Linked DNA regions of Homo sapiens: region 1 is linked to region 2. A link is a loop called in an ENCODE intact Hi-C map of the cell type or tissue named here. Cell type or tissue: psoas muscle. All regions are shown on one strand. Links, peaks and the distances in the headings refer to the core of each region. The heading gives the core; the rest is flanking DNA. Region 1 overlaps PRKAB1-AS1 (PRKAB1, TMEM233 and CCDC60 antisense RNA 1). Region 2 holds the start of TMEM233 (transmembrane protein 233).

Region 1 (8,000 bases), core at 1-8,000, 54 kb after region 2:
CCTTCTCTGACCAGTATTTATAGAGCACCTGCTCAACCACAGAAACTGGGCTGGTGGAAATTCCAGAATGTTTAAGAGAGACCCCTGAGAAGGTGGCAGTAGTCTAGTGGGGGGAACAGACACACACAAACAATGAGAAGGAAACATGAGAGTGCCCAGACAGAGGCATAAACAAAGTATTGTGCCATCACTTTGCAGGAGAACACACTGGCTGTACTAAAGGGAAGGAAGACAGTCCCTGTCCTACCATTCTTCGCAGTGCTGAGGCCAATAGGGCTACAGCTCTTGAAGTTGCCCTGTCTCTGCCCACAAGTTATGGGCAGAAACAGATGCAGATATAAAATCGCTGGCCTCAGCTCCTGGATCAGCAAATTACCTTTGGCCTACAGCAGGACAGCTGCATTCAGCAAAACAGCATGATGCACATATCTTGATACGTAACCCTAGATTCAGGCTTCTAAATATAAGAGACAGTTCTGGGCCACCAATTACCAAAAAAAAAAAAAAAAAAATCTTGTAAGATAACGTTCATACTCATGGGTTACAACCAATTCTTAAAAAATACTCACGAATATTGAATATTTAAGTCTGGGGAATTGCCCTATAAAAATATGTCCCTGCACCAAAACACTTTGAATTCTGGTTTGGACAAGCACAAAGAGAGGCAGGCATAAAGATGACTCAGGCATCACCTACACTTGCTGGAGAAGCCACAGAAAGAAGGAATTCCCTTTCCAATACATTCATTCATTCATTCCAGTAGACATCTATTTATCAGGGGTCAGGAGAGGGAAGTATGAAGTTGCCTCTGTGCATTGCCTGCATGAGGCATCAGAGAGTTTCATCTCGAGTACCTGTTCCAAACCTCGGGTGAGCAGCCAGTCAGACCTGCAATGACCCGGTCACGGCGTTCATCTCTCTTCCTGTCCCAGTGTAGAATTTCCCAGTTTGCACCCACACTGGTTCACTGATGCACCCAAGCTGTCTGCTCCTGGAACTGTGACCAAGTGTTTACTCCCCCAGGTCACGTGGAATCCCATGCATGGGGACTAGTTGTACTAGTTGTACTAGTTGGAGTGAAAGTATTGGGAGGAACTCATAAAAGGCCAAATTCTGCCTATATAGAAATGGCCTGATCACCCCCAAGAAAGAGGACCTAAAGCACGCCTAGAAGGGAAGGTAAATAAATATTTCTTGAGCCATTACCAAAGCTCATCTAAACAATTACAGTAGCTTTTTTTTTTTTTTGAGATGGAGTCTTGCTCTGTTGCCCAGGCTTGAGTACAGTGGCATGATCTTGGCTCACTGCAACCTCCGCCTCCCAGGTTCAAGCAATTCTTCTGCCTCAGCCTCCCGAGTAGCTGGGACTACAGGCTAGCACCACCATGCCCAGCTAATTTTTTGTATTTTTAGTAGAGACGGAGTTTTGCCATGTTGGCCGGGCTGGTCTCGAACTCCTGGCCTCAAGTGATCCGCCCACCTCGGCTTCCCAAAGTGCCAAGATTAAAGGCATGAGCCACGGCACCAGTCCTACAGTAGCTTTCTTACAGGGCTCTCTGGTATAACAACCATTACAAACTTAATGAGTTAAAACAACCCAAATTTATTATCTTGCAGTTCTGGAGGTCAGAAGTCTAAAACGGGTCTTGCTGGACCAAAATCAAGATGGCGGCAGGGTTGGATTCCTTTCTGGAAGTTCGTAGAGAGAATCCCTTTTCTTGCCTTTTCCACCTTCTAGAAGCTATCCACATGCCTTGACTCAGGGCCTCCTTCCATCTTCAACGGCAGCAAAGTCACCATTTACTTATTTATTATCTTCTTTATTATCTACCTCCTCCCCTTAAGATGCCTTTTTCACACTGCATCTCTTTTGTTCTGACTCCTTTTCCTCTCTCTTCCCCATTTAGGGACCCTTGTCATTACTTTGGGTCCACCTGGATGATCCAGAAAAATCTCCTTATTTTAAGGTCAGCTGATTAGCAACCTTAATTCCATCTGCTCCCTTAATTCCTCTTTACCATGTAACCCAACATATTCACAAGTTCCAGGTGTTTGTATGGGGATATCTTTTGGCGAGCATTATTCTGTCTACTACATCTTGCTTTGACATCCATTCGCTTAAAAAACACACACAGCAGCCAGGGTTATCTCACAACCTAGACTTAATCACATCATTCCTCTGCTGAAACCCAACCCACACACCCAGTGACCACCCACGGAATTAAAACTCAAACTTTCTTTTTTTTTGGAAGAGATGGGAGTCTTGCTATGTGGCCCAGGCTAGTCTCAAACTTCTGGCCTCAAGCAATCCTCCCACCTCTGCCTCCGAAAGTGCTGGGATTGTAGGTGTAAGCCACCATACCCAGCCTTTAAAATCCAAACTTTTTTTGTGTGTCCTTAAAAAGGTCTTTATTACTAAAAGCTGGAAGGTCAGTCTTTAACCCCCAATCACAAAATGCTACTTTGCCTCGACAAGCAGGCTTTTTAGTTGAGTTGGTGTCTCTTTTGTAGTTAAGACAAGCATTTGCCCTTGTTGACCAGTGATCAGGAATCCGTTCTTGTAATTTTGCCCTTTCATCCTTGATAGGTGAAATCAGTACCTTTTCCACAACTTTGTTTATTCTTCATTTTTTTTGTCTTCGGAGTAAAAGACCAAGGGACATTAACAAGTTGATGGTCCCCTAGATATGGGCTCTAGTGCCAGCGAGTCTGTTCTCTTCTTCAGTGTCAAAAGGACTGCTCATTCTGGAGCATCTACTCTTCTGGACTAAAATCCAAACTTTTTTTTATTTTTTAACTTCAAGTTCTGGGATACATGTGCAGAACGTGGAGGTTTGTTACGTAGGTATATGTGTGCCATGGTGGTTTGCTGCACCTATCAACCTATTATCTAGGTTTTAAGCCCTGCATGCATTAAGCATTTATCCTAATGCTCTCCCTCCCTTTGCCCCCCACCCCCCCGACAGGCCCCAGTGTGTTATGTTCCCCTCCCTGTGTCCATGTGTTCTCATTGTTCAACTCCCACTTATGAGTGAGAACATGCGGTGTTTTAAAATCCAAACTTTTAATGATACCCCGCAAAGCCCTACATGATCAGACCCTTGGCTGCCTCTCAGATCTCATCTTCTACCTCGCCCCCACTCTACTCAGCTGCAGCCACACACTGGCCCCAAACATGACAAGATCATTCTGGTCTCAAGGCCTTATGTGTGCTGTTTCCTCCATTCATAACACCATTCTCCAGATTTTCACATAGCTGGTCCTTTCTTCCCCATGCCCTAGGTCACAGTTTCTCAGAGAGGATCAACCTAACCCCCATCTCTAAGGCAACCACCCCACCCCTCATCACTTGCTATTACACCACCCTGTTTTACTTCCTCCATGGGGTTTGCCACCACTAACAATATTTTTATTTAACTGTTTACTTATTTATTATCTTCTTTATTATCTATCTCCTCCCCCTAGGATGTTGACCTTGTGAGGGCAGAGACCTTGTCTGTTCTGTTCACTGATGTGTCCCCAGCATCTAGACTAGGGCTTGGCCCATGGCAGATACTCTATAGCTATTTGCTGAATGAGTGAAAGGTTCTTTTCCCCATGTGCCCTTCCTCCTGGCTAATGTCCACTCCTTTATCTCAGATTAAGTGCCTCTTGTTCAGAGGTGCCTTCTCTGATATGCCAACGTTTCAAGAACATGAGGGTCTCCCTTTTGCATGCTCACACTTCCCCGTGGTTTCACTCAAGGTCATATCACAATGGTAGTTAGATGCAGTTTGCACAATTACCATTTAATATCTGTCTTTCCCAGCAGATCATGAGCCCCCATGAGGGCAGGGACCATGTTCATCTTGTTCACCTCTGTCTTCCTGGTCCCTAGCTTGGTACCTGGCACATAAGTTTCCAATAGTTATTTAATGAATGAATGAATTAATTAATTAATTAATGAGGTAGAGAGAAATGGAAGAAGAAAACTGAGTCAAAGCTTCCTCCATCATCATAGCTTTATTTTTACATTGTTATCTGACAAGATTTAAACTTGAATTTTAAAGCAAGATGAAGCTAACCAAGGTATTGGCTGTAAATCCTGTCTCAAAACTTTCTCACATATTCCTTATCGTGATGGTTTAGAAAAAGGAAGAAATGAAAATCGACTTATACCAAAAAATAATTTCAAGAAGATAGAGACCCGGCTGGGCGCGGTGGCTCATGCCTGTAATCCCAGCACTTTGGGAGGCCGAGGTAGGAGGATCACCTGAGGTCAGAACTTCGAGAACAGCCTGGCCAACATGGTGAAACCCAATGTCTACTAAAAATACAAAAATTAGCCGAGAGTGGTGGTGCATGCTTGTAATCTCAGCTACTCGGGAAGCTGAGGCAGGAGAATCTCCTGAACCCAGGTGGCGGAGGTTGCAGTGAGCCGAGATTGTGCCACTGCACTCCAGCCTGGGCCACAAGAGCAAAACTCTGTCTCAAAAAAACAGAAGAAAAGAAAAAGAAAAGGAGAAGAGAAAAGAAGAGAAAAAGAAAAGATAGAGACCCAAATGAACCCCAGCCTCCTTTGTGCCTGGGATGCCCCCTAGTGGAAAAAATGGAGAAAGACAATTTAGAGTGTTCCCTAACAATTTGACAAATATCGTATTTCTTTGCTTTTTATACTCTCTGAGTTAGTGTAGGATCCAGAAACAAACTGGAAGAAAATCACACAGCTTTGATGAAGCAAAGAAGCAAGATGTTCTAGAGTAATAAACTTTCAGTAAAACAAAAACTGAGCAACTGTTGCTTTGGAACCAGATTTTTGGCTGATCTCTGATGGTAATTTTTGGGCTATCTCACTCTAAGACTTATTTCTGATATGGAACTTTTCAAAAATGATGTAGATTCAATTAGTCACACCTCTGTTCCTTAGAAATTCAAGGTGGATAAGATCATCAAATGCCAACACTGGCTCAGCGGGGCTTGTTCTTCAGTCTCTATATTCTACAATTCTAAACTTAGCTCTTCTGTCCCACGGTAGTTGTTTAACTATTAAAAAAAAAAAAAAAAAAAAAGGGCCGGGCGCGTTGGCTCACGCCTGTAATCCCAGCACTTTGGGAGGCCGAGGTGAGCGGATCACGAGGTAAGGAGATCAAGACCACCCTGGCTAACACGTTGAAACCCCGTCTCTACTAAAAATACAAAAAATTAGCCGGGCGCGGTGGCGGGCGCCTGTACTCCCAGCTACTCAGGAGGCTGAGGCAGGAGAATGGCGTGAACCCGGGAGGCGGAGTTTGCAGTGAGCAGAGATGGCGCCACTGCACTCCAGCCTGGGCAATAGAGCAAGACTCCATCTCAAAAAAAAAAAAAAAAGTGGGTAACTATAATAACAAACATTATGGCTTGCTATTTGCCAGACATTCTGCTAAACCTTTGACATGATCTCTCATTTGATCATTATTAACAACCCTAGATATAAATACCATTAACTTCTCTTTGCATCTGAGGAAACTGAGTCATGGAAGAGTTAAATAATTTGTCTGAGGCACAACTGCTGAATGTTGGGCCATTTGATTTTAAAATCCATGATCTTAATCATTACACTCAATTAACTCCCATAAATGATAAACTAACTCTCAGAGTTTAGTTCATAACTAAGCAAAAATAACAGAACTACTTTCTACGCATAACAGCGTGCAATGACCTAATAGCCTATTACCCATTGTCCCTAATTCGTTGCAAACTTGACATAAATTTCTGTGAGATGAACTTTTACGGCCGATTTGCATTAATTATAACACATTCCTTTTGGGATTGCTTATTTGATTTTGTTGTTGTTGTTGTTGTTGTTGTTGTTTTTGAGACGGAGTCTCGCTCTGTTGCCCAGGCTGGGGTGCAGTGGCACAATCTCAGCTCACTGCAACCTTCACCCCCCAGATTCAAGTGATTCTCCTGCCTCAGCCTCCCCAGTAGCTGGGATTACAGGCATGAGCCACCACACCCAGCTAATTTTTGTATTTTTAGTAGCCATCGGGTTTTGCCATGTTGGCCAGGCTGGTCTTGAACTCCTGAACTCAAGTGATCTCCCCACTTTGACCTCCTAAAGTGCTGGGATTACAGGCACAAGCCACTGCTCCCGGCCTGCTTATTCGATATTTAAGAAGCTCTGAGGTCTCACTTCAATGTCTAAGATATATTTTCTATGCACAATAATTAATATACACAGGAAAGAAAAAACAGCTACATTTCTACTGTTGAAGGATATGAGTCCATCCGAGTATACGATTTAGGATGCTTTGGGTTGTAAGCAACAGAAAATCCAACTGGCTTTAATAAGGGCAGTTACCAGTTCTCACAATGGAAAATTTCAGATAGAAGACAAACTTCAAGGTTGGTTTGATTCTGCACATCACAAATTTAATAGGCTATGGCTCTGTTTCCCTTTGATTTTCTCAGCTTTGTCCACCTTTGTGTATTCTTTGACCTCAAACTGGTTTCTCTCATGGGAGTAGCTCTTCAGGCTACAAACTTCCTCATCAATGTCCTGAGAGAAGGAAGGCCTCTCTACCCTAAACCTTCAGACAAAAGCCCCACTGTATTCTTACTGTAACAGTTAGGTCATACAACCATTCCTGAACCCAGTGCTCCAGTCTGGGTTATGTGACCATTCCGAAAAAAACTGCAGCAAGAAGGGTAGGATTGTCCAGTCAGGACCTGCCTTAAGAATTGCTCAGTAGGCCAGGTGCAGTGGCTCACACCTATAATCCCAGCACTTTGGGAGGCAGAGGTGGGTGGATCATGAGGTTAGGCGGTCAAGACCATCCTGGCCAACATGGTGAAACCCCGTCTCTACTAAATATACAAAAAAAAAAAAAAATTAGCTGGATGTGGTGGCACATGCCTGTAATCCCAGCTACTCGGGAGGCTGAGGCAGGAAAATCACCTGAACCAGGGAGTCGGAGGTTGCAGTGAGCCGAGATCATTCCACTGCAGTCCAGCCTGGCGACAGAGTGAGACTCCGTCTCAAAAAAAAAAAAAAAAAAAAAAAAGAATTGCTCAGTAAACAGTAGCTCTTAGAAATTTTTATTCTAATAAATGAAAATTTCTGTACCCAAGTAAAGTATAAGTAGAATGACTAATAATGAAAAGTTAGTCCACCTCACTCATAAATCAACAAAAGCATAGGAAACCAATGGCATACAACTTTTATTAATCAGACTACCAAAAAAATTTAAAAATTAATAATGCTTAGTGTTGAGGAGGATGTGAGAAACAGATATCACAAACATCATTGCTGCAACACTTTTGGAGAGAAATTTGGCAATTTCTAGCAAAAGTGTAAAGGTATGTACCCTTGGACCTAGTGATTCCATATTAGAAATTATTCCCACTATTTTACTCAGAAAACTATGATATGTGAGCTAGGATATGTGAATCAGTCACATTGTATGGATATACCAAGGCAGTGTTATGTGTGAAAGTTTAAAATGAGAAGCAAAAATGTCCATCAATAGAGACTAATTAGATTTCTGGATTTTAGTAGTGGAGGAGTAACTTATATTGGGCAAATTCCATTGCCTAGTACAGCTACAAACTCTGAACAAAACATTTTTACAAATTAAAGACACCTGAGAACAACTAAAAACTGGAGGGTCAGTAAGAATCCTCATAAAATGGGAATCATCCACATTTACCCGGCTTTTCCTCTGAAGGGTCACCCAGTCTGCATAGCACACAGAGAACAGAGCTCAAGCCAAAAGCAATAGTCTTATTAGGCAGCAGAATCACAGGTTAGAGTTTGGGGCCCCCATGGTGGCTGAAATTTGATGAGAGAAATCCCAGAAATGATAGAGCCACAGAAAAGGGACCTAAAAAATCTGAATATAAACTCCCCTCAAATCCTTGGCTGACTCAAACTGTATTTGTGAAGCCCGACAGAAAACAAAACCAAACCAAAAAGCTGGAGGAGAATGCAAAGAACTGCATTGATCAGTGCTGGGGAGGCAGAGTTTGGAGCTCAAGTTCTA
Region 2 (11,869 bases), core at 3,870-11,869:
CACACCAAAGTGCAGTTCTCGTCTACTCCCAGTCTTCCTAGCACCCTCTCCAGACCAACTCTGCTCATCTACCACTCTCAGTGCCTCCACCATCCATCACTCTGGTTGCAATTCCCTGCCCAACTTTCAGTCCTTCAAGCCCTAAGTGGTTTGGAGTTCAGAGTCTTTGGAAATAATTCTGCTTCATGAGACCTCTCCCCAATCCTCCCAGCATAGACAGACTTGCTTTGAGTGTCTCCATTTCATCTGATGATGCCACAGTACTTTCCTGGGTAGGTGGTGAGGGAAGAGAGAAAGGAAATAGGGCTTAGAAGCCTCTCTAAAATTCCTGCTCTGTGTGTGTGTGTGTGTGTGTGTGTGTGTGTGTGTGTGTGTGTGTGTGTGTCAGGGTCTCACTCTGTCACCCAGGCTGGAGTGCAATGGCACAAAAATGGCTCACTGCAGCCTCAACCTCCTGGACACAATCAATTCTCCCACCTTAGCCTCCTGACTAGCTAGGACTACAGGAACACACCACCAAGCCCAGTTAATTTTGTTGGTATTTTCTGTAGAAACGGGGTTTTGCCATGTTGCTCAGGCTGGTCGCAAACTCCTGGGCTCAAGCAATCCTCCCACCTCAGCCTCCCAAAGTGCTGGGATTACAGGCATGAGCCACCGTGCCCAGCCATGCTTTCTTATTTTTCATACAAAAGATGACAAATTCCCCAAAAGTATCCAACAAAAGGAAAACAATTAAATTATCATACAATTTTTAAAGCGATCAAAAATGATTATCATCAAGTTTTAAAGCAATCAAAAAGAGAATCACAATTTGCAAAGGGTTTAGTATACAGCATTAAGTTTTTAAAAAATCAAGATACCAAATTGTGTATGTACTTTTATTGCAAGTGTATGAAAATTGCACCTGGATCCAAGGACTAGAAGAGAGTATGAGGAATGTCAATGCTAGTATATTAGAGTATGGGTGGTTTCCCTCTGATTTCCATTACCACTTCTATATTTGCTAATTATTATAAGCAGCTCATCCATGAGCTACAGAGTATGGTCCAATACACAGCATTTTGTATCATCAATTCAGCAAGAAGAGTGACAGGTGGACGCTTTCTTAGTATCTGGTACAATGAAGGACAAATAGGGAAAGAATTGCATTTTAAGCCTGAGAGGCTGAGTTTTATTTAATATGGTCCTCTGTCCAGAAGTAGTTTCATTAAAAGGTATGGCTTAAGAAATTAACGAGACCAGGTGTGGTGGCTCATGCCTGTAATCACAACACTTTGGTAGGCCAAGGCAGGTGGATCACCTGAAGTCAGGAGTTCAAGACCAGCCTGGCCAACATGGTGGAACCCCATCTCTACTGAAAATACAGAAATTAGCCGGGCATGGTGGCAGGCGCCTGTAATCCCAGATGCTCAGGAGGCTGAGGCAGGAGAATCACTTGAACCCAGGAGGAGGAGGCTGCAATGAGCTGAGATCACACCACTGCACTCCAGCCTGGGCAACTCTGACTCAAAAAAAAAAAAAAAAAAAAAAGAAAGGAAAGAAGGAAGGAAGGAAGGAAGGAAGGAAACCAAATCTGTTTCCCCCTATACTTCCTCTCCTCTGTTTTTCCCTTTTTTCTTTTTTTTTTTTTTTTTTTGTGAGAGGACCAAAGTTGTTGGAAAGTGGAAAGGTAAATGGTTTTCTAATAATATTAGCCAAAAAGACACTGTTATTTTGTAGCAAACCCCTGAGACCACAGCAGTTACTTTATGGCTTTATGACTACTAACGGCTGGCACTTGAGACTAATGCAAAATTTGGCAGCAAATACTTGCAACCTCTTACCATTTCCTAAAGATCTGGACTCTCTCTCTTATATTCTCACAGATCAGCAGAATCTCTCTCTCTCTCTCTCTCTCCTCCCTCCCCCACCCCCTGCCCCTCCACCCCAGCCCACTTTTATTTTGGAATCCCAGACATAGCTAAGATCAAATGCACAGATTTCCAGCACACATTCATAGATTCAACACCAATCCATTGCCATTGAATGTTATAAATTCGGGGATCCATTTGGCATTGGGAAGTTGTTCTTTGAATCCATCTCATTTCATCTCTTATGAAGCATCTCATGTCTGTAGTCTATTGAATCTATGGTTGTTTCCTTGGCCTAAATTTTAATTTTACCTTTCATACATATCTTACGATACAACTTCTCAACCAGCCAATCTGAATTGTTTCTCTGCTCTTTCAAAGACTGATATCTACCCTGTAAGATCACAATTCACAAAGAAAAGATCACGAATGCAGACACTCAGATACAAAAGAGATTCATCACAGCAATTTTTAAAATAACTGTATAAACACTAAAAATAACTGCAATACTTAGTGATCAGGGCATGGTGACATAAATAATAATTCATTTAATCAATGGGAAATTACTCAGACCATGAAAATATCTGCAAAGGATGTTAACCATCATATAATGTTGCGTGAGAAAAAGAGGAAACAAAACTGTATATAATTCCATTTTAGTGGAAAATGATATATACATATACAAAGAAGACCAGAAGGAAATAGTTCCTTCTGTTTGTAGTGGTTACTTGGATGACACCTCCTTCTGTTTATGTTTTTCTTCATTTTCTCAATTTTCTTAAATGAATACGTATTACTTTTACATTTGGAAATAAACTTGTTTCAAAGATCAAAAAGGCAAGTTGCTACACTAGAATCCAGAAAGCTACAGTAAGCCTTTCCCCTCTCCTAGGCTGGCTATTAGAAAGTTGCTTTCTCTTCTGTCTCATTTGAAAGAGGGTAGGTATTGCCACATTATTAAGCAATCAGCCAGTAGGGTTCATCCAAGAACAATAAACTGACCTCTCAAGAGAAAATTAGTGAAGCTCAGGAAATTAGAGCTGGAAACCCCCACTGAGTGATCTAATGCATCCCTCAAGAATCAGCACCATATACATTACATTTTCTGGTGTAGGCACTTTCTTTTCAATTTAATTTGAAAAGTTTCAAGTGATGGCAATTTCACTGCTACATCTTAGACCAGTCAACAAGCTATTAATCCATCTTCCCTGAGCAGAGCATAATAACTCCAATGAACTTCAGAGATATCCATTTAACTTTCTGGCCTGGACCTGCCAGCTGAACAAATATCTCAGACCGAGTTCAAATTCTGGCACCTCCTCTTAGCCAGAAGACTTTACACAAGTCCCTTTACCTATCTGTTCCTAGGTTTCCTCATTTGGGAAAAAGAAAACCTCATCACCTCCCTCAGAAAATTTGCTGTAGGAATTAAATGAGATGATACACACAGGGAATGCACTTAGTGCAACAGTGGTGCTCGGTCAATGTTTGGCGATTCTAGAGTGCTCGGCTCATGTTAAGCAGTTGTTTTCCTGGCAGAAGAAACAGTCCACAATGAGTCAACAATCCCTTCTTTTGGCTTTCCCTAGATGACACTAGTGGGTTACAGTGAACAATATAGTTCAAAACTTTGAAAAGCAAAATTTCATTTGGTACCCAAACCTTGGGCTACTGGCACCAACGAAATTAACTAGCCTCATCAACACCTGTGAAAAGAAGGGGGAAAAATAAAAATACAAATATTTTTAAAATAAATTAGGCTCAGATCACAAATATGGTTCAGAGAGCACTTTTTCATTGTGAATAAGAGCCAGAATTGGAAGCCCAGGAGGATGGGAAAAAGAAGACATGGAATGAAGAGTCACATTTGAGAATGAATCAATAGTTTGATGAATAATTCATGGAGAGGCTGAAGGAAAGAGAAGAAGAATGCTGCCAAGTACCTAACTTGGAGGACTAAATTCACAATTTATTCATTCAATGAATTATCTGTTGAGCACCTGCTAATGGCCAGGCACAGTTCTGGGTGTTTGGGATAACACAGCAAACAAAATGGAAAAAAATATCTGCCCTTGTGGAGCTTCCTTTCTAGTGGGAAAGACAGTAAATAAGAAGACAAATAAATAAAAAAGACCATGTCTGACATAGAAAATAAACAAGGTAATGGGATGGAGAATAAGAGGATGGGGTCCACTTTAGATATGATGGTCAGGGAAGGCCTCTGTCAGGCGGTAACATGTGAGTTAGTGGGTCCTGGAAGATGAGAAGGAACCAATAGTTAGAGAGGAGAGGAAGCATTCCAGGAGGAAAGAACAGTAGGTACAGAGACTTTGGGGTGGGAAAAGGTTAGGTATGTTAGAGAAACGGGGAAAAATGTCTATGTAATTGAAGTGCAGTAAGAAAGGAGAGAATTCTGGGCATGGTGGTGCATGCCTGTAATCCCAGCACTTTGGGAGGCTGAGGCGGGAGGATCGCTTGAGGCCAGGAGCTCGACGTTGCAGAGAGCTATGATTGCACAACTGCACTCCAGCCTGGGTGACAGAGCAAGGCTGTCTCTAAAAAATAAATAGTAAATAAATAAATAAATAAGAAAGGAGATACTTGGCAGAAGAGATTGGAAAAGTGAGCAGTGTTCATTGACCAAAGACCAAGCCTTGAGAAGCAAGTTCTTAGGGAAGACAATGAGTTCCTCTTTGACACATTGAGTTTGGGACACCTGAGAGGATTTCCAAGCTAAAGATCCTGGACTGTGTCCTAAGAATTAGAGACAGAACTGGGATCTGAGAAATTGCTCAGTTGCATCAGAATCACCAGGGAGTATTCTAAAAATACAGTTTTCTCAGGCATTAAAAGTACAGATTTCTGGCCAGGCGTGATGGCTCATGCCTATAATCCCAGCACTTTGGGAGGCCGAGGCAGGCAGATCACAGGGGCAGGTGATGGAGACCATCCTGGCTAACACGGTGAAACCCCGTCTCTACTAAAAATACAAAAAAATTAGCCAGGCGTGGTGGTGGGTGCCTGTAGTCCCAGCTACTCGGGAGACTGAGGCAGGAGAATGGCATGAACCTGGGAGGCAGAGCTTGCAGTGAGCCGAGATCGCACCACTGCACTCCAGCCTGGGTGACAGAGTGAGACTCCATCTCAAAAAAAAAAAAAAAAAAAGTACAGATTTCTGGGGTGCTACCTGAGAAATTCTAATCCAAGTAGGTCTTGATCAAAACCTGAAAATCATTTTTTTCAATACATCCAGGTAATTTTGGTCAATTCATTCAAGAAACATTTCTTGCATTCCTACTATGCACCAGGACAATTCTTAAGTGCTGGAAATATAGTTCTGAACAGGTTGGACAGGCTATAGTCTAGAGATAGAACAAACAGTGAACAAGTAAAGAAATAAATTACAATTGTGACACGCTACACACACAAAAAATAATAAACTGGCAAGAATAAAATAAGGATGGAGACCTACACTAGATAATCTACAAGAAGACCTCTCTTTGAGGAAGTGACTTGACCTGTCACCTGAGGAATAAGAAGGAGGAGCCTCCCAGCACTTTGGGAGGCCAAAGCGGGTGGATCATGAGGTCAGGAGTTCAAGACCAGCCTGGCCAAGATGGTGAAACCCTGTGTCTACTAAAAATACAAAAATTAGCTGGGCGTGGTGGCAGACACCTGTAATCCCAGCTACTCGGGAGGCTGAGGCAGAGAATTGCTTGAACCCAGGAGGTGGAGGTTGCAGTGAGCCGAGATCACACCACTGCACTCCAGCCTGGGTGACAGAGTGAGACTCCAACTCAAAGTAAAAAAAAAAAGAAGGAGGAGCCATGTGACAGCCAGGGAAAAACAGCCGAGGCAGAGGGAACAGCCAATGCAAAGACTTGGTTGAGAATTCAGTAGATGAATCTAATCTTTTAGTTACTCCCATTTTATTAATCCATCAAAATGAGAAAGAAGGCATGGCGGAGAATGTACTATTTCATCTTTGTGTGTTCACCCAGCAAGCTATACTAAGCACCTCCCTTGTACCAGGAACTGTGCCAGATGCTGACACAAAGATGAGCCAGATGACCCCTTCTCTCGGGGAGTGTGCAGTCCAATGAGGGAGGCAGATAACAAAATAAGTATGGCTCATGAGATAAGTGAGAATCTCCCAGGCAATCAGCTTATATTCTGAGAAAGCCAAGAAGATGATTAATAGTTTCAAGTATGATGATGTGAGCAATTGCTTTTGACACTGCATGATCAAATTATTTTCATTTCTTTGTGGTCCTGCAGCTCAGAATACCTGGATTTTTGGTGAAATATTAGCAAGGGATATCAAGTTTAGGATACTGTATAATGCACTATATGTTTCAGAATATAAGGAGAAATAGTATGCTAATAATAGCTAATATTTATTGAGCACATGGATTGACCTGGATAATGTACCATCTCATAGAAGAGTCACTACGACTTTATGAGGCAGGGACTATTATTTCCCCTTTTTCAGATGGAGAAATAGGGGCTTAGCAAGATGAAGGGGCTTTCCTGAAGTGACAATTTCCTAGTTCTGTCTGGATTCAAGCTTCAGTTCTGGTCCATACGGCCCTCTCATGAATAGCTTAGACACTGATACAATTGCTTTTCTCACACTAGTCCCCAAAGTGGATACCTTGTTCTTCTTCCCAGCCCACTCATCCATCTAGGTTGCCTAGGCCAGCCTGATCTACCTGCATTTCTCCCCAGGGGTCCTGCAGGTGGAAAAGTGGAAAGAAGAATTCCTTGTTTCCACACTGGGGAGGGCACCTGGACGGGCATGGACCGGGCAGTGCCCACTGACTGACTATACTGGACTCCAGTCTCTTGAGCCCCAAGTAGAATGTGGAAAGCTTTGAGGCCAAAGCTGGGCACCTGGTTCCCACCCCACCTGGGGGAGGGGGTCGGGGGGAGGAGAAATTCCTGGGGCTCAGTGTTCAAGGTCTGAGGCACAGGAGACAAATCAAATGCCCAGGCACCAGACAGTTAAGGTAAAACGTTGAAGTCAAGAGGAAGTAGTGAGTCTGTTGCCAACTGGATAGGGTTGGTCCTGTCCCATCTAAATGTATTAGAATTAAGTGGCTTTTAAAAATGAGCTGGTCATCTTCAGCCCACGGGCTGGCCAATTTGGAACTTAATGGGCCTTTGCGTCCTCCTTCCCTGAGCCTCCTTTTATTCCAGACTTCTCAGTGTGAGTCTGTGCGTCCCTCCGACGATCTCAGGGAGTGGGGTGCCTTCATCTGCCTGTTCCCTGTTCCTCAGGCTGACGCTCCCGCTGTCCTCCCCGCCTCCCCTCACTCCTTTTCTCCCTCCCTTCCTCCTTGTGGGGAGGCTCTTGGCCAGGGTCCCTGAGCCCGGGCGGGTGCTGGCAGAGGACGCAGAAGGGGTGAGGTCACGTCTCCCTTGAGCCCCGAGCCGCTGGCTTTTCAGAGCCTCGCCACAAGCCGGCGGCCAGAGCCCCAGACCACACAGACCGTGCGCTCCTCCGCCCTCCCGGCGCCGCCGGCCTCGCCCATGTCTCAGTACGCCCCTAGCCCGGACTTCAAGAGGGCTTTGGACAGCAGTCCCGAGGCCAACACTGAAGATGACAAGACCGAGGAGGACGTGCCCATGCCCAAGAACTACCTGTGGCTCACCATCGTCTCGTGTTTTTGCCCTGCGTACCCCATCAACATCGTGGCTTTGGTCTTTTCCATCATGGTGAGTGAATCACGGCCAGAGGCAGCCTGGGAGGAGAGACCCGGGCGGCTTTGAGCCCCTGCAGGGGAGTCCGCGCGCTCTCTGCGGCTCCCTTCCTCACGGCCCGGCCCGCGCTAGGTGTTCTTTGTCCTCGCACCTCCTCCTCACCTTTCTCGGGCTCTCAGAGCTCTCCCCGCAATCATCAGCACCTCCTCTGCACTCCTCGTGGTACTCAGAGCCCTGATCAAGCTTCCCCCAGGCTAGCTTTCCTCTTCTTTCCAGCTCCCAGGGTGCGTTTCCTCTCCAACCCGGGGAAGTTCTTCCGTGGACTTTGCTGACTCCTCTGACCTTCCTAGGCACTTGCCCGGGGCTTCTCAACCCTCTTTTCTAGAGCCCCAGTGCGCGCCACCCTAGCGAGCGCAGTAAGCTCATACCCCGAGCATGCAGGCTCTACGTTCCTTTCCCTGCCGCTCCGGGGGCTCCTGCTCTCCAGCGCCCAGGACTGTCTCTATCTCAGCCTGTGCTCCCTTCTCTCTTTGCTGCGCCCAAGGGCACCGCTTCCGCCACTCTCCGGGGGGTCCCCAGGCGATTCCTGATGCCCCCTCCTTGATCCCGTTTCCGCGCTTTGGCACGGCACGCTCTGTCCAGGCAACAGTTTCCTCTCGCTTCTTCCTACACCCAACTTCCTCTCCTTGCCTCCCTCCGGCGCCCCCTTTTTAACGCGCCCGAGGCTGGCTCACACCCACTACCTCTTTAGGCCTTTCTTAGGCTCCCCGTGTGCCCCCCTCACCAGCAAAGTGGGTGCGCCTCTCTTACTCTTTCTACCCAGCGCGTCGTAGTTCCTCCCCGTTTGCTGCGCACTGGCCCTAACCTCTCTTCTCTTGGTGTCCCCCAGAGCTCCCAGGCGCCCCTCCACCGCTCTGTCCTGCGCCCGGGGCTCTCCCGGGAATGAACTAGGGGATTCCACGCAACGTGCGGCTCCGCCCGCCCTCTGCGCTCAGACCTCCCGAGCTGCCCGCCTCTCTAGGAGTGGCCGCTGGGGCCTCTAGTCCGCCCTTCCGGAGCTCAGCTCCCTAGCCCTCTTCAACCCTGGTAGGAACACCCGAGCGAACCCCACCAGGAGGGCGACGAGCGCCTGCTAGGCCCTCGCCTTATTGACTGCAGCAGCTGGCCCGGGGGTGGCGGCGGGGTGAGGTTCGTACCGGCACTGTCCCGGGACAACCCTTGCAGTTGCGCTCCCTCCCCCACCGGCTCACCTCGCCTGCAGCTGGGCCACGGAACTCCCCGGCCACAGACGCAGAGCCCTGATTCAGCGCTGTGAAAATCGCTAGCCACCCGTCCCCCATCAAGTCCGCCCACACTTGCCCACGGGTGGTGGCACCATATTCGATTCGTGGGCACCTGCAAGGCTCCATTTGCACCCGTAACTTGCCCTTTCCCAAACCCGGTTTGTGGACAGCGTCTGCACCGATATGAAAGCGTGCAGCCGCTGAAGTTCAGACAAGTCTGTATTCAAATCCCAATTCTCCCACTTTCTAGCTGTGTGATCTCTGAAGTCACTGCATCTCTGAACCTCAGTCTCTTTGTAAAACCAGAATAATCATAGCCATGTTTCTTGGGGTTGTTGGGAGCATTCATGACATAAATAATTGTAAAGTGCTTAGAACAGTGACCAGCACGGTATCTTTACAAAATCTTTACTCAAATGTCACTTCATGAGGCCTTCTGTGATTACTGTTTAAAATCAGGACCCCCATCCACCCACCCCGCGCAAGCTCTGTTCTTCCTTCCCTGCTACCTTTTGACCAAATTACTTCTCTCCATCTGATATAGTATTTTAATTATTTGTATGTTTACAGTCTGTGTCCCTCTCATTAGAATATAAGCTCCATAAGGGCAGGAATATTTGTTGGTTCCTGTATCTTCAGCATCTAGAAGAAAATGTGGCACGTGGTAGATGCTTAATAAGTATCATGAAATGAATGCATGCATGAATGAATGGTGTGGATGAATCATTAACCTTTTTTTCCCATCCTGGAGGCCCGGAAGCCGTCGCATCCGGTTCCTTCCGACCAACCAGCCAATTTCCTCCCTTCCTTCCTCTCCCCATATATCCGGTCTTGACTTTTTTTGCCGAGAGTCTGGAAACAATGCTGCAGCCAAATTCTCCAGGCAGCAGCAGACTGTCTGGCTGGCACTGGTGCCCACATTCTATCCTGCTTTATTAATGAAGCAGCCAATTCACTCCTTTCCCAGTGCCACTTAGAAAACTGCCTGCAAAGGCTTTTTCCCTCATTGGTCTGAAATGAGCTGGCACTCCAGATGGTAGTGACAGGTCAGATATTAATGATGCTGCTTGGTATGCCCTGGGAGATGAGGTTTGCACATGCTTTGAATTGAAACTTCCTTTTCTAATCCCCTCTTCCCCATTCCCTCCCCCACTGGAGACAGTTTACTATGGACAAGTTTGTATCTTTTTTTTTTTTTTTTTTTTTTGAGACGGAGTCTTGCTCTGTCACCCAGGCTGGAGTGCAGTGGCACAATCTCGGCTCACTGCAACCTCCACCTCCCGGGTTCAAGCGATCCTTCCACCCCAGCCACCCCAACCAGCTGGGACTACAGACGCCGGCCACCACGCCCGACTAATTTTTGTATTTTTAGTAGAGACAGGGTTTGACCATGTTGCCCAGGCTGATCTCAAACTCCTGACCTCAAGTGATCTGCCCGCCTCAGCCTCCCAGAGTGCTGGGATTACATGGGTGAGCCACTGCGCCCGGCCAAGTTTTGTACCTTTTTAAAGCCTTGGTTTCTTCATCTATAAAATGGGAATGTGAAAGCTGTTTTAAGTTGAGCAAAACTGTTGTAAGGATGAAACAAAACAAAGCATTCTAGTTCTTAGCACTATGCTAGGTACATGCAATAATTGTCAGACAGATGTATAGATTTGGAACCTGGAGATATCATGTTACATATAAAAACAAACAGAAATTCTAAACAGTGTGTCCTACACCCTTCCTGTTGCACTGGAAGTCTTTTCCCATTGATATATAGTGCAGCTCTGGACTTGATCAGTTTCATCACAAGGACTCCAAAGGACAAAGGACAAAGAGGAAGAGGAAGGATGTGCAGTAGAAAGGTGGGAGACCAATTCTGCCAGGCGTTTGCTTCCCCTAGGGTCTCTTGTGATGTTCAGTCCTGGCAATTTTCAACTCTCACTTCTCTGTAATTTATGATTTGTGGTGCCCTCAATGATTTGGGGTGTTACTGGCATTTGGTGGAAAAAGCCGAAGTACTAATGTCTGCCATGCTAGGGGCTGTCCCCCAGTGAAGAATGGGCACATTCCCAATACCAAGACCATCCCAATGAAGAAGCACTGTAGGATGATGCAAATTGATATAAACATGGATGTGTGGAACATACTGACAAGGCTCAAAATAATTAGTTTCCAGAATGGTAAAAAAAAAAAGAGCCAACAATCTCAAAACAATCAATGCTTAAATATTTATTACACCAAGCCTGAGAAGCTTTCTATAAAATCACCAAATTAGAGTAGGTGCTGGCAAAGAAAACTACTTTGGAAAAATACACATTCAAGAAGAGTGTTCTTCGAGTGGTGGATTTCTGTGTTCTTTCTACCACCCCATGTAGAACCAGGGGAGTCCTGGGGTCCTGGGGGTTAGGAGGTGGCACACTACAGACAAGCTCTAGTCCAACATGTCATGTGGTATTGGATGTTGATGGGTCAAGCATTGTCAGGGACACAGAAGTGTTTCTTCCTCTATATATTGAAAGTCTGTTTATTGAAAGCATACTTAACCTCAATTTGAGGGACGCATGTCTCAAGAATTTCCCCCTAGACTGGGTTCCTGGTAGCTCATATTGCATCGTTGTGTGAATTTGAATATGGCACATTTTCTCCATGCAGACACAGCCCTCCACCAGGGCACATAGCTTGGTGAGGAGCACAAGCTGGCTTTCAGGCCTCATTCAACATGATCTCACCCATCCCTGGCTATCTGTTTATTCCATGTGAAAGAACCCTATAATTTCCTAATGTGGCCCTCGACCCTGGAGAAAGAATATTTATTTGTTATTCAACATGTACTTATTGAGCATCTATTATGTGCCAGGCTCTATTCCAGCTATTCCTTTATCTCTATCAAGTGGCAAATAAGATCAGCAAGGTCTCTGCCCTCCTGGATCTCAAAGAAGTGGGGCTCTAGGCAAGTTGCAAGAGTGTTGGCAAATTTAGGGTTAGTTCACTGTCTATTGGTTTTGTAGCTGGAATTTGCTACCTGACTCAGAAGACGAGTTTGTGCCC

The links. A loop is a pair of places that touch in the nucleus more often than their neighbours do. Peaks named below come from ENCODE experiments on the same cell type or tissue, not always from the same donor. Only the 100,000 strongest peaks of a DNase experiment are listed, where the experiment ranks them.
Region 1: a loop joins it to region 2, with 3.0 times the contacts of the local background. A loop is called at or near these places in 9 of 110 quality-filtered maps.

The regions. Positions count from the first base shown.
Region 1 is chr12:119,644,828-119,652,827 of GRCh38, forward strand. The region is part of intron 1 of PRKAB1-AS1 (PRKAB1, TMEM233 and CCDC60 antisense RNA 1); the gene reads right to left. It also overlaps a transcript of TMEM233 not described here. Among named protein-coding and RNA genes, the nearest start is that of PRKAB1-AS1, 19 kb to the right of the region's middle. In psoas muscle, for the core only: a CTCF peak has its summit at 4,584 (motif pointing left); a DNase peak (open chromatin) is centred at 914; H3K27ac peaks cover 1,992 bases.
Region 2 is chr12:119,586,467-119,598,335 of GRCh38, forward strand. TMEM233 (transmembrane protein 233) reads left to right here and starts at 7,308. Exons shown (of 3, transcript NM_001136534.3): 1 at 7,308-7,568. The coding sequence starts at 7,383. The region is part of intron 1 of PRKAB1-AS1 (PRKAB1, TMEM233 and CCDC60 antisense RNA 1); the gene reads right to left. RefSeq lists an enhancer at 7,296-7,869. In psoas muscle, for the core only: no CTCF peak of the experiment used is centred there; DNase peaks (open chromatin) are centred at 7,245, 8,135, 8,725, 9,635 and 1 weaker place; H3K4me3 peaks cover 4,390 bases; H3K27ac peaks cover 5,329 bases.